2 separate regions of the Homo sapiens genome follow, and region 2 is linked to region 1. Evidence: read pairs that join two places in POLR2A ChIA-PET (ENCODE). Cell type or tissue: A673. All regions are shown on one strand. Each heading gives the region's core, and the rest is flanking DNA. Links, peaks and the distances in the headings are about the cores only.

What was found. ChIA-PET counts read pairs that join two places held together with the same protein. Peaks named below come from ENCODE experiments on the same cell type or tissue, not always from the same donor. Only the 100,000 strongest peaks of a DNase experiment are listed, where the experiment ranks them.
Region 2: POLR2A ChIA-PET joins it to region 1 with 6 read pairs; 1 of 35 experiments calls an interaction of 5 or more read pairs at or near these places.

The regions. Positions count from the first base shown.
Region 1 is chr16:69,273,382-69,278,763 of GRCh38, forward strand. The region is part of intron 4 of SNTB2 (syntrophin beta 2); the gene reads left to right. Among named protein-coding and RNA genes, the nearest start is that of VPS4A, 35 kb to the right of the region's middle. In A673, for the core only: no CTCF peak of the experiment used is centred there; a DNase peak (open chromatin) is centred at 2,970; H3K4me3 peaks cover 869 bases; H3K27ac peaks cover 2,772 bases.
Region 2 is chr16:70,024,240-70,029,621 of GRCh38, forward strand. It overlaps the pseudogene PDXDC2P-NPIPB14P and the pseudogene PDXDC2P. Among named protein-coding and RNA genes, the nearest start is that of MIR1972-2, 3.4 kb to the right of the region's middle. In A673, for the core only: no CTCF peak of the experiment used is centred there; DNase peaks (open chromatin) are centred at 1,812, 2,129 and 2,393; H3K27ac peaks cover 1,905 bases.

The DNA.
Region 1 (5,382 bases), core at 128-5,127:
TACTATTCTGCAGTTAAAAACAATAATGTTCTGATACATTCTGCAGTGTAGATGAATCTTGAAAACATTATGCTAAGTGAAAGAAGCCAGACAGAAACAACCACATACTGTATTTTTCCATTTATATGGAAAGTTCAGGATAGGCAAACCCAGGATAGACAGAAGGTAGATTAGTGGTTGCCGGCGGGGGAGCTAATGGGTACAGGATTTCTTTTTGAGATGATGACAGTCTGCTAAAATTGAATGTGGTGATGGTTGCAAAATTCTGAATATACTAAAGACCACTGTACTTCAAGGGATAAATTGTATGGTGTGTTTTATATTTTAATAATTCAGTTATTTAAATAAAATAATTAAACCCAACAAGATTGAAAAGAGAGACTAAGACTGATTCCTAATAAACTGAATGTTATACTAAGTAAGCGATAGCATGCTACTGAAACTTTCTGTGCCACATATTTTTCATTTGTTAAGTGCACCCTAATGAGATAGGGTGGGTGTTAGTATTAAATGAGTTAATACTAATAAACTGCCTAGAATGGTGCCTGACACATTGTAACTGCTCAAGTGTTAGCTGCTTTAATTATAATATTTATTATTAAATGAAAATTATGCCCAAGAAGAATTCTTTGTAAAAAGCATAATAATTAGGCCAGGTGCAGTGGTTCACGCCTATAATCCCAGCACTTTGGGAGGCCGAGGCTGGCGGATCACGAGGTCAGGAGTTCAAGACCAGCCTGACCAACATGGAGAAACCTCGTCTCTACTAAAAATACAAAAATTAGCCCAGCGTGGTGGCATATGCCCGTAATCCCAGCTACTTGGGAAGCTAAGGCAGAAGAATCGATTGAACCCCAGAGGCGGAGGTTGCAGTGAGCTGATACTGCACCACTGCACTCTAGCCTGGGCAACAGAGCAAGACTCTATCTCAAAAAAAAAAAAAAAGTATAATAATTAGTTTAATTTGGTCATTGTTAAAAGAGGAGCTCTGGCCCAGCGTGGTGGCTCACGCCTGTAATCCCAGCACTTTGGGAGGCCACGGCGGGTGGATCACGAGGTCAGGAGATTGAGACCATCCTGGCTAACACAGTGAAACCCCGTCTCTACTAAAACTACAAAAAATTAGCCGGGTGTGGTGGCGGGCGCCTGTGGTCCCAGCTACTAGGGAGGCTGAGGCAGGAGAATGGCATGAACCCAGGAGGCAGAGCTCGCAGTGAGCCAAGATCGCGTCACTGCACTCCTGCCTGGGAGACAGAGCGAGACTCCATCTCAAAAAAAAAAAAAAAAAAGAGGAGCTCTTAGCTGGGTGCCATGGCACGTGCCTGTAATCCCAGCTTCTTGGGAGGCTGGAAGAGTCACTTAAGCCCAGTAGTTCAAGACCAGCCTGGGCAACATAGTGAGACCTCTGGTCTCAAAAAAATTAAAAGAAAGGAAAAGGAGCAGTTTTTTGATCTGCCACCAATTTTTACAGATAGTCAAAGTTTCGTATTAAAGGTGAGGAATTCAAACATGCTCATACATGCAAATTAAACTCACCATTAATTAAATGGGTGGGTCTTATAGAGCTTCCTAGACTGATTGTCTGCCTTCCTTCCTCCTTCCCTTTCCTTTTTCTTCCCCTTCCCTCCCTTCCCTTCCCTTTCCTTTTCCTTTCTTTTCTCCCCTCCCTTCCTCTCTCTCTCCTTCCTTCCTTCTCTCTTTTTTTTTCTGACGAACTCTCACTCTGTTGTCCAGTCTAGAGTGTGCAGTGGCAGGATCATAGCTCACTGTAACCTCAAACTCCTGGGCTCAAGCCATCCTCCCACCTCAGCTTCTCGAGTAGCTAGGACTATAGGCATAAGCCACTATGCCAGGTTAATTTTTTATGGAGGTGAGGTCTTGCTGTGTTGCCCAGTCTGGTCTCAAACTCCTGGGCTCAAACAATTCTCATGCCTCTCAGTCTCCCAAATTTCTGGGATTATAAGTATGAGCCACCATACCAATTCATGTTGTTTCTTAATAAGTTTAATTAATGTAACAACAGGGATTCTTTACTCCTTGTTCAGGAAGTACTGGTGGATTAGAATAAAAAAAGACAGATGAAAGGTTTAGTTTTTCCATGTGGCCATGTTGGCAAGGTAGAATTGGTTGAAGTCACAGCACAATAGAATTAAGTGGGGCTTAATGATCCTCTACCAACCAGAGGCGGGTAAAGGGTAACCCTGAGAGAGACAAGAAGATGAAACCAGACCAGAAGGTATCCTGCAGAGGGAGGCAAGGCCAGAAAGTGTTTTTAATGTAGGGGAAAGGGAGTGTTTGAGATTTAAGTGAGTAATGAGAAGGGGCTGAATGTTTAATTTCCCTAATTCTATTGTTAATACTTTGGACCATGTTCTTATGAGTGGATGAGACAGAATAAAAAAGGATTGCATAAACACATAGGTAAGGAAAAGAAATTAAGGACCTTTATTATGTTAAAAAAAGTAGATAACTCCTGAAAAATTAAGAGTTGATTGTAGTTCAAAATCAAATAACATGCTTAGAGTAATGTAAATTAACCATGAGCTGCCATTTATATTGGATTGCACATTTACAGATTCTTCAAAACCAAAGCTCTGTACGTGTGTGGGTTTTAATAGCTGATAGTTCAGGCCAATGAGGAATAAGTAAAGCATGAAAGTGATAAATGAAGAGGATTTTTATTTTACACATTTCTTGAGATTAAAGCCAGATACATGACACAGGTAGAAAGACACTGGTTTTATAGGTGCTCTGGATTTTTCAGGATATGGATTTTGTTGTCTTTTCCTATAAGCCTTCTTTGGAAGAGAAAAAAGATCTCAAAAAAAAAAAAAAGTGTGGTGACTTTAGAATGTGGAATATTGAGTAGTGCTGTGCTTATGGGACTTGTGGGGCAAAAGCTGCCAAAATGCCTTTGCATGAACTCATCTGGCCTCTCCACAAAAGGGGGGCCTTTTAGCAGTGTTCCCAACCAACCGCTGCTCAGCGAGAGTCCAGCATCTGGTTTGAATTAGATTCCCTTTGCCAAATATTTCATAATCAAATCTGTAGGAAAAAATTCTCTTAGACTTTACGTTTTTTAATGTCTGTTTTGGGATTAGCATTCAAACTGAATATGATAGAATATCTATTGCTTTCACCAACACTTTGTCTTACTTGGATCCTCTGTGGAGTAATTTTGAAACTTACTTAACTCTTTCTGAGGTAGCTAATGTTTAATTGGCATGTTGGTTTTTTGGGAATCAGCTCAGTAAAGCAGTTCTCAAAGTATACTTCATGGACCTCTGCGGATCCCCTTTTCAGGGGCCTTGTGAGTTCAAAGCTATTTTCATAGTAATATTAAATGTAATTTGCTTTTTTTCATATTGTTGATATTTACACTGAGGATGTGTAAAATTGCTGGCACCTTAGCATGAATCAAGGCAGTTGGCACGAAACTGTTTTGGGAGTCATTGTATCCGTCCCCACGTGGACTTGCAGAGGGAAAAAAAAATGCCAGTTTAACTTCCAAATGTCTCTGCTGAAATAGTAAAAAATATTAATTTTATTTAATCTTGACCCTTGAGTATTCATCTTTGTAACATTCTGTGTGATGAAATGGGAAGTACTCATGGAGCACTTCTGCTGCATACTGAAGAATGACTGTTGTCTCAAGGAAAAGCACATGTGTGATTGAATTCTCAGCTGAACTCCATACATGCTTTTTCATGTAAACATCATTTTTTATTTGAAAGAATGACTGATTGACAAACACGTTTAGTGAGACTTGGGTATTTGTCACATCACCAAAATGAGTCTGTAACTTGAGGAAAACACTGATAGTATTTGTTGCCAATGATAAAATTGTAGCTTTCAAGCAAAAATTAGAATGCTGGAAAACTCATATCTGCTACTGTGAGCTTGACAGCTTCTCAGTACTTGCTTTTCTGGGGAGATTAGTGGTAATACCAAATGAGATTTTTTTATCTTTTATAATGAACCATTTTTAACATGGAAAATCTGTGTAACTCAGTGAACAAATATTTTTCCAAATGAATGATATATGGTGTTGCAAAATTATGCATGCATAAAAAAGATCCATTGAAATTTCAAGGGAAACCAGTTGATTTTTAATGTAAACATGATACAGAAACTATTGATAAGGTTTCATATTCCACATTGCAATTAATCTTTACCAAACCACTTGTTGAGTTTTGGTTCTGTGGACAGAAGGCTATCCACGTAATGTGAATGGGCTATTAAAATACTCTTCCCTTTTCCAACTACATATTTATGTGAGGCTGTAACTGCATATTACAATAGAATGCTGAAGCAGATGTCAAAATTCAGCTATTTTTAAGCTAGACATTAAAGAGATTTTATTTATTTCTCTTTGATGTACATTCCTCACCAAATTTTTAAAAATCCTGTATAGAAAACATTGTGAGGTGAGTGAATCCTTATAAATGAGGTAATATTTTGTTCTGTTACACTGATCTACTTAATACTTCTTTAAAATAGGGAAAATATAAAAAGTGAGGCCAGGAGTGGTGGCTCATGCCTGTAATCCCTGCACTTTGGGAGGCCAAGGCATGTGGATCGCTTGAGCCCAGGAGTTCAAGATCAGCCTAGGCAACATAATGAGACCTTATCTCTACACAAAATACAAAAATGAGCCAGGCACGGCGGCACGCGCCTATTGTCCCAACTACTTGGGAGGCTGAGGTGGGAGGATCACTTGAGCTCAGGAGTTCAAGATCAGCCTGGGCAACATAATGAGACCACATCTCTACACAAAATATAAAAATGAGCTGGGCGTGGTGGCGCATGCCTATAGTCCTAGCTACTCAGAAGCTGAGATGGGAGGATTGTTTGAGCTGGGTAGGTGGAGGTTGCAGTGAGCCAACACTGTGCTACTATACTCCAGTCTGGGGGACAGAGTGAGACCCTGTCTCAAAATGAAAATTAAAAAAAAAGAAAATATAAAAAGTGAATAGATTAAACTGTAAAGCAAAATACTGAATAGTTTCATGACCTTAAGGAAAATTACTTTTCTTATGGTTTTCCTATATGTATACTTCACTTTTTTTTGTAGGGTTTTTTTTTTTTTTTTGAGACGGAGTCTTGCTCTGTCACCCAGGCTGGAGGGCAGTGGTGCAATCTCTGCTCACCGCAACCTCCACCTCCTGGGTTCAAGCGATTCTCCTGCCTCAGCCTCCCGAGTAGCTGGAATTACAGGTGTGCACCACCATGCCCGGCTAATTTTTGTATTTTTAGTAGAGATGGGGCTTCGCCATGTTGGCCAGGCTGGTCTCAAACTCCTGACCTCAGGTGATCTGCCCGCCTTGGCCTCCCAACGTGCTGGGATTACAGGCATGAGCCACCACACCCAGCCAATATTGC
Region 2 (5,382 bases), core at 223-5,222, 750 kb after region 1:
GCTGGAAAGAAGGATGGAGTTTCTGCAGCTACTTTGCACTGTAACAGGAAGATCTGTCCACAGGTAGAGGAAACCAAGCCCAGTGCCTGTGACTGGGGGAGCAGAGGTGGGAGTAACACACTGGATCCTGGTTGATGTTGTGCCTGAGGCAGTCATAACACTGCTCTTTGTAGTTATGTGAGCCAGTAAGATCTCTTTGGGCTTAAGCCAATTTGGGTTATTTTGTGATCTGTGACCCGAAGAGCCCTTCGTGATAAATGTCACCAAAGTGAGAGCCTGGATGTCCAGTCCTCATGAGGACTCTGTGCAGGCCCGAATGGAGCCACCAGCCTCACCGCCGGCTTACCCCTCCACATGAAGCCATATGCCATACTGCTCACAGAGTTCTTTCAATCTCCCAATCTTGTCTGTGTGTCCTACTGCTGCCGTTCCTAGGATAAAACAAATCAGGGCATTAAAAGGAACAAATGTTTTCTAAGGCTTTATACCTTAAACACTTTTATACACATTATCGCCCTAGGAGGGAAGTGACTTATTATATCCCTATTTTATTGAGATTTTCTTTGTGGAAGGACTTAAAATCAGTGTTTGTGAGTTGACTTATTACAAGCTTTGAAGAGTATGTAATCTCTATTACATGTATCTAATTATGTCATTGAAATCTTTTATATACTTATTTTCTATCTACTTGATCTGCTGACTCATGAGAAATATATTCAAATCTCCCACCAAGATTGTGGTTTGTCAATATATACTTGTGTTACATCAGACTTTTCCTTTAGCTTTCCTTTATATATTTTAAAGTTATGTTCACAAGCATTCATAACTGTTTTTTTTTTTTTTTTTTTGAGATGGAGTCTCACACTGTCGCCCAGGCTAGAGTGCAGTGGCATGATCTCAACTCTGCAACCTCCACCTCCCAGGTTCAAGCAATTCTCCTCGCCTCAGCCTCCCAAGTAGGTGGGATTACAGGCACCGGCCACCACGCCCGGCTAATTTTTTTGTATTTTTAGTAGAGACGGGGTTTCACTACGTTGGCCAGGCTGGTCTCGAACTCCTGACCTCGTGATCCACCTGCCTCGGCCTTCCAAAGTGCTGGGATTATAAGCATGAGCCACCGTGCCCAGCAGGTATAACTGTTATTTCTTTTAGGAGATTACATCTTTCATCAATATGAAGTCTATTTTATCCCACACTAATATGGCTATGGTACTTTCATTTTGTCAGCATTTGTCCAAGATAAACTTTTCCACCTTTTTATTTTATCGTCACTTCCTGGATTATTTTGATTTAGATATGCCCTTTATAAAAATCATATAGGTGGGCTGGGCACAGTGGCTCACACCTGTAATCCCAGCACTCTGGGAGGCCCAGGCGGGTGGATCACAAGGTCAGGAGATCGAGACCATCCTGGCTAACACGGTGAAATCCTGTCTCTACTAAAAATACAAAAACAAAATTAGCAGGGTGTAGTGGTGGGTGCCTATAGTCCCAGGTACTCGGGGGGCTGAGGCGGGAGAATGGCGTGAACCCGGGAGGCAGAGCTTGCAGTGAGCTGAGATCGTGCCACTGCACTCCAGCCTGGGCAACAAAGCGAGACTCCAGCTCAAAAAACAAACAAAACATATAGATGAATTTGTTTTGTTTCCACCCAGGTTCTTTGTAATACAGAACATGCATTCTGAAGCCAGCTTAAGCATATTAAGCACTTTCAGCCGCTCCCTTGGTAATTGATTGCACTACAGATTTTGCTGGGGAGATCCCTTTTCAGAGAGAGCTTAGTTAAAACGTGGAGTCAGGCATCCCCCAACCGTCCTCAATTTCCAGTTAGCAGCAAGCCAACTAAAAAGATTTCAAACCCTCACCAACGGCCTCAACAAACACAGCTAAAGAAAGTAGTTCTTTTGTAAGGTCTATGCCAGGAAAAGGGCTGAAAACTTTTCCCCTCATACCTAAATCTACCTCAAATTAAAAAAAAAAAAAATCTTAACAGACACATTTAGTTTAGCTGAAACAAGATCAAATGTCAATGCATGGGCTGTGCCACAGGCTCTTCCAGCAAAATAAAAGCGTACTGCTGTGTTAGTGCCCGGACCGCATTCAGATTCTCTTTTCATATTTCTTGGCAACGTCTGGTGACTAACCCTTGACATGTGTCTTCTGACATCTGCAACATAATCACACTGGCAAGTCACTCAGTCACATGCAAACTGCAGCCCCTCCAGTTTATCATGTGATTGAATATGGGTGAATTTGTGTTTTTAAACAATAAGGCAGGAAGTGATGGTTTTCCTGTTGGCAATAAAGTGAATATTTATGTGGTTTTTCTATTTTGTCTTTTTTTTTTTTGAGACAGAGTCTCACCCTGTTGCCCAGGCTCACTGCAATCTCAGCCTCCTGGATTCAAGCTATTCTCCCGCCTCGGCCTCCTAAGTAGCTGGGATTACAGGTGCCTGCCACCACAACCAGCTAATTTTTATATTTTTAGTACAGACAGGGTTTCGCCATTTTGGCCAGGCTGGTCTTGAACTCCTGACCTCAGGTGATCTTCCCGCCTTGGCCTCTCAAAGTGCTGGAATTACAGGCATGAGCCACCACACCCAGCCTAAATAAGCAGTTTTATTGTAGTATGATTTTTTTTTTTTTTTTTTTTTTTTGAGACAGAGTCCCTTTCTGTCACCCAGGCTACAGTGCAGTAGTGCGATCTTGGCTCACTGCAACCTCCACCTCCCAGGTTCAAGCAATTCTCCTGCCTCAGCCTCCCAAGTAGCTAGGACTACAGGTGCACACCACCACACCTGGCTAATTTTTGCATTTTTAGTAGAGATGGGGTTTTACCACGTTGGTCAGGCTGGTCTTGAACTCCTGACCTTGTGATCTGCCTGCCTCAGCCTCCCAAAGTGCTGGGACTACAGGCATGAGCTGCCATGCTCGGCCTATTGTAGTATGATTTACATGCAACAAAACTCACTCATGTAAGTATACGGTCCAATGAGTTTTGACAAATATATAGAGCATGTAACCATCAACACAATCAAGATTCAGAATACTTCCATCAACCCCCAAATCCCATCAACCCCAATATAATTACCCTTTCCCTGACTCCTCACTGGCCCTGGAAAATCCTGATCTGCTTCTGTCACTGTAGTTTTTTGCCTTTTTTTTTTTTTTTTTTTTTTTTTGAGATAGGGTCTCACTCTGTCGCCCAGGCTGAAGTGCAGTGGCACAATCTCGGCTCATTGCAAGCTCCGCCTCCCAGGTTCACGCCATTCTCCTGCCTCAGCCTCCCGAGTAGCTGGGACTACAGGTGCCCACCACCACGCCTGGCAAATTTTATTTATTTACTTATTTATTTTTTATAGAGACAGAGTCTCACTGTCACCAAGGCTGGAGTGCAGTGGTGCGATCTCACCTCACTGCAACCTCTGCCTCCCGAGTTCACGCCATTCTCCTGCCTCAGCCTCCCAAGTAGCTGGGACTACAGGTGCCCACCACCACACCCAGCTATTTTTTTTGTATTTTTAGTGGAAATGGGATTTCACCATGTTAGCCAGGATGTCTTGATCTCCTGACCTCAGAATCTGCCCGCCTCGGCCTCCCAAAGTGCCTGGCCTGACATAATATTTTAAAGAATTTTTTTTTTTTTTTTTTTTTTTTTTTAAGAAAGGACCTCGCTCTGTCACCCAGGCTGGGGTATGGTAGCACAATCTTGGCTCACTGCAACCTCTCTCTCCTGGGTTCAAGCCAACCTCCCACCAAAGCCTCTGGAGTAGCTGGGACTACAGGTACACATCACCACACCTGGCTAATGTTTAGTATTTTTTGTAGAGATTTCCTAGGGCTTTCGCCATGTTGCCCAGGCTGGTCTCGAACACCTGAGGGCAATTGATCTCGCCGTCTCAGCCTTCTCAAGTGTTGGGATTACAAGTGTGAGCCACCTGTAATTTCTCTAGTCTAACAGACAGGTAGTAATGTCTCACGGTGATCTTAATTTGCATTTCACTAATGACTAATGATGTTAAACATCTTTTCAAGTGCTATACATTTTCATTTTCTTTGATGAAGTATCTGCTCACATCTGTTGTTCATTTAAAAAACTGTATTGTGGGCCGGGCACAGTGGCTCACACCTGTAATCCCGGCACTTTGGGAGGCCAAGGCAGGCAGATCACCTAAGGTCAGGAGTTCAAGACCAGCCTGGCCAACACGGTGAAACTCCATCTCTACTAAAAATACAAAAAAACTAGCTAGGTGTGGTGGCGCATGCCTGTAATCCCAGATACTCGGGAGGCTAAGGCAGAAGAATCACTGGAACCCGGGAGGCAGAGGTTGCAGTGAGCCAAGATCGCACCACTGCACTCTAGTCTGGGCAACAGAATAAGACTCCATCTCAAAAAAAAAAAAAAAAATTGTATTGCTCGTGTCCTTATTGAGTTGTAACAGTTCTTTATATATTTTAGATACAAGTTCTTTGTCAAATGTTTTGTAGCTTCTGGGGAAAAGAATGAAAAAGAAATTTTAAAAGAAGACAGGCCTGGGACAGTGGCTGGCTGGGTGTGGTGGCTCACGCCTGTAATCCCATCACTTTGGGAGGCCAAGGCAGGTGGACCACCTGAGGTCAGGAGTTTGAGACCAGCCTGGCCAACATGGCGAAATCTCGTCTCTACTAAAAATATAAAAATTAGCCTGGCATGGTGGCATGCGCCTGTAATCCCAGCTACTCAGGAGGCTGAGGCAGGCGGATCGCTTGAACCTGGGAGGCATAGGTTGCAGTGAGCCAAGGTCGCACCACTGCACTCCAGCCTGGGCAGCACAGCAAAACTCCATCTCAAAAACATAAAAAATAAAAATAGAAAAAGACAAAAAAAAAAGAAATAAGAAAAAAATGTTTTGCAAATATTTCTCCCAGTCTGCAACTTGCCTTTCACCTTCTTAATAGGGGCTTTCAAACAGCTAATGCTTTTAATTTTTGATAAAGTACAATTTATGGTTCACATATTTTGTATCCTAAGAAACGTAACCTAAGGTCACAAAGATCTACTGTATTTTCTTCGAGACATTTTATTGTCTTAGATCTATGCTTAGGTTGATGAACCATTTATAGTTAATATTTATATATACAGAGAATAAGATAAGGGTTAAGATTCAGTTTTTTTTCCATATGGATATCCAAGCTCTAAGACCACTGATGTAAAAAGATTGTCCTTTCTCCCTCGAATTACTCAGGCATCTGTAAAAACCTGAAATGTCCATATACTTCACATGAGTCTATTTCTGAATTCTCTTTTTTATTTGGTTAATCTCACACAATCTTACTTGCTGCTTTACAGAAGTCTTGAAGTATGACAAGGTAAGTCTTCCAATTTTGTTCTTTTTCAAAATT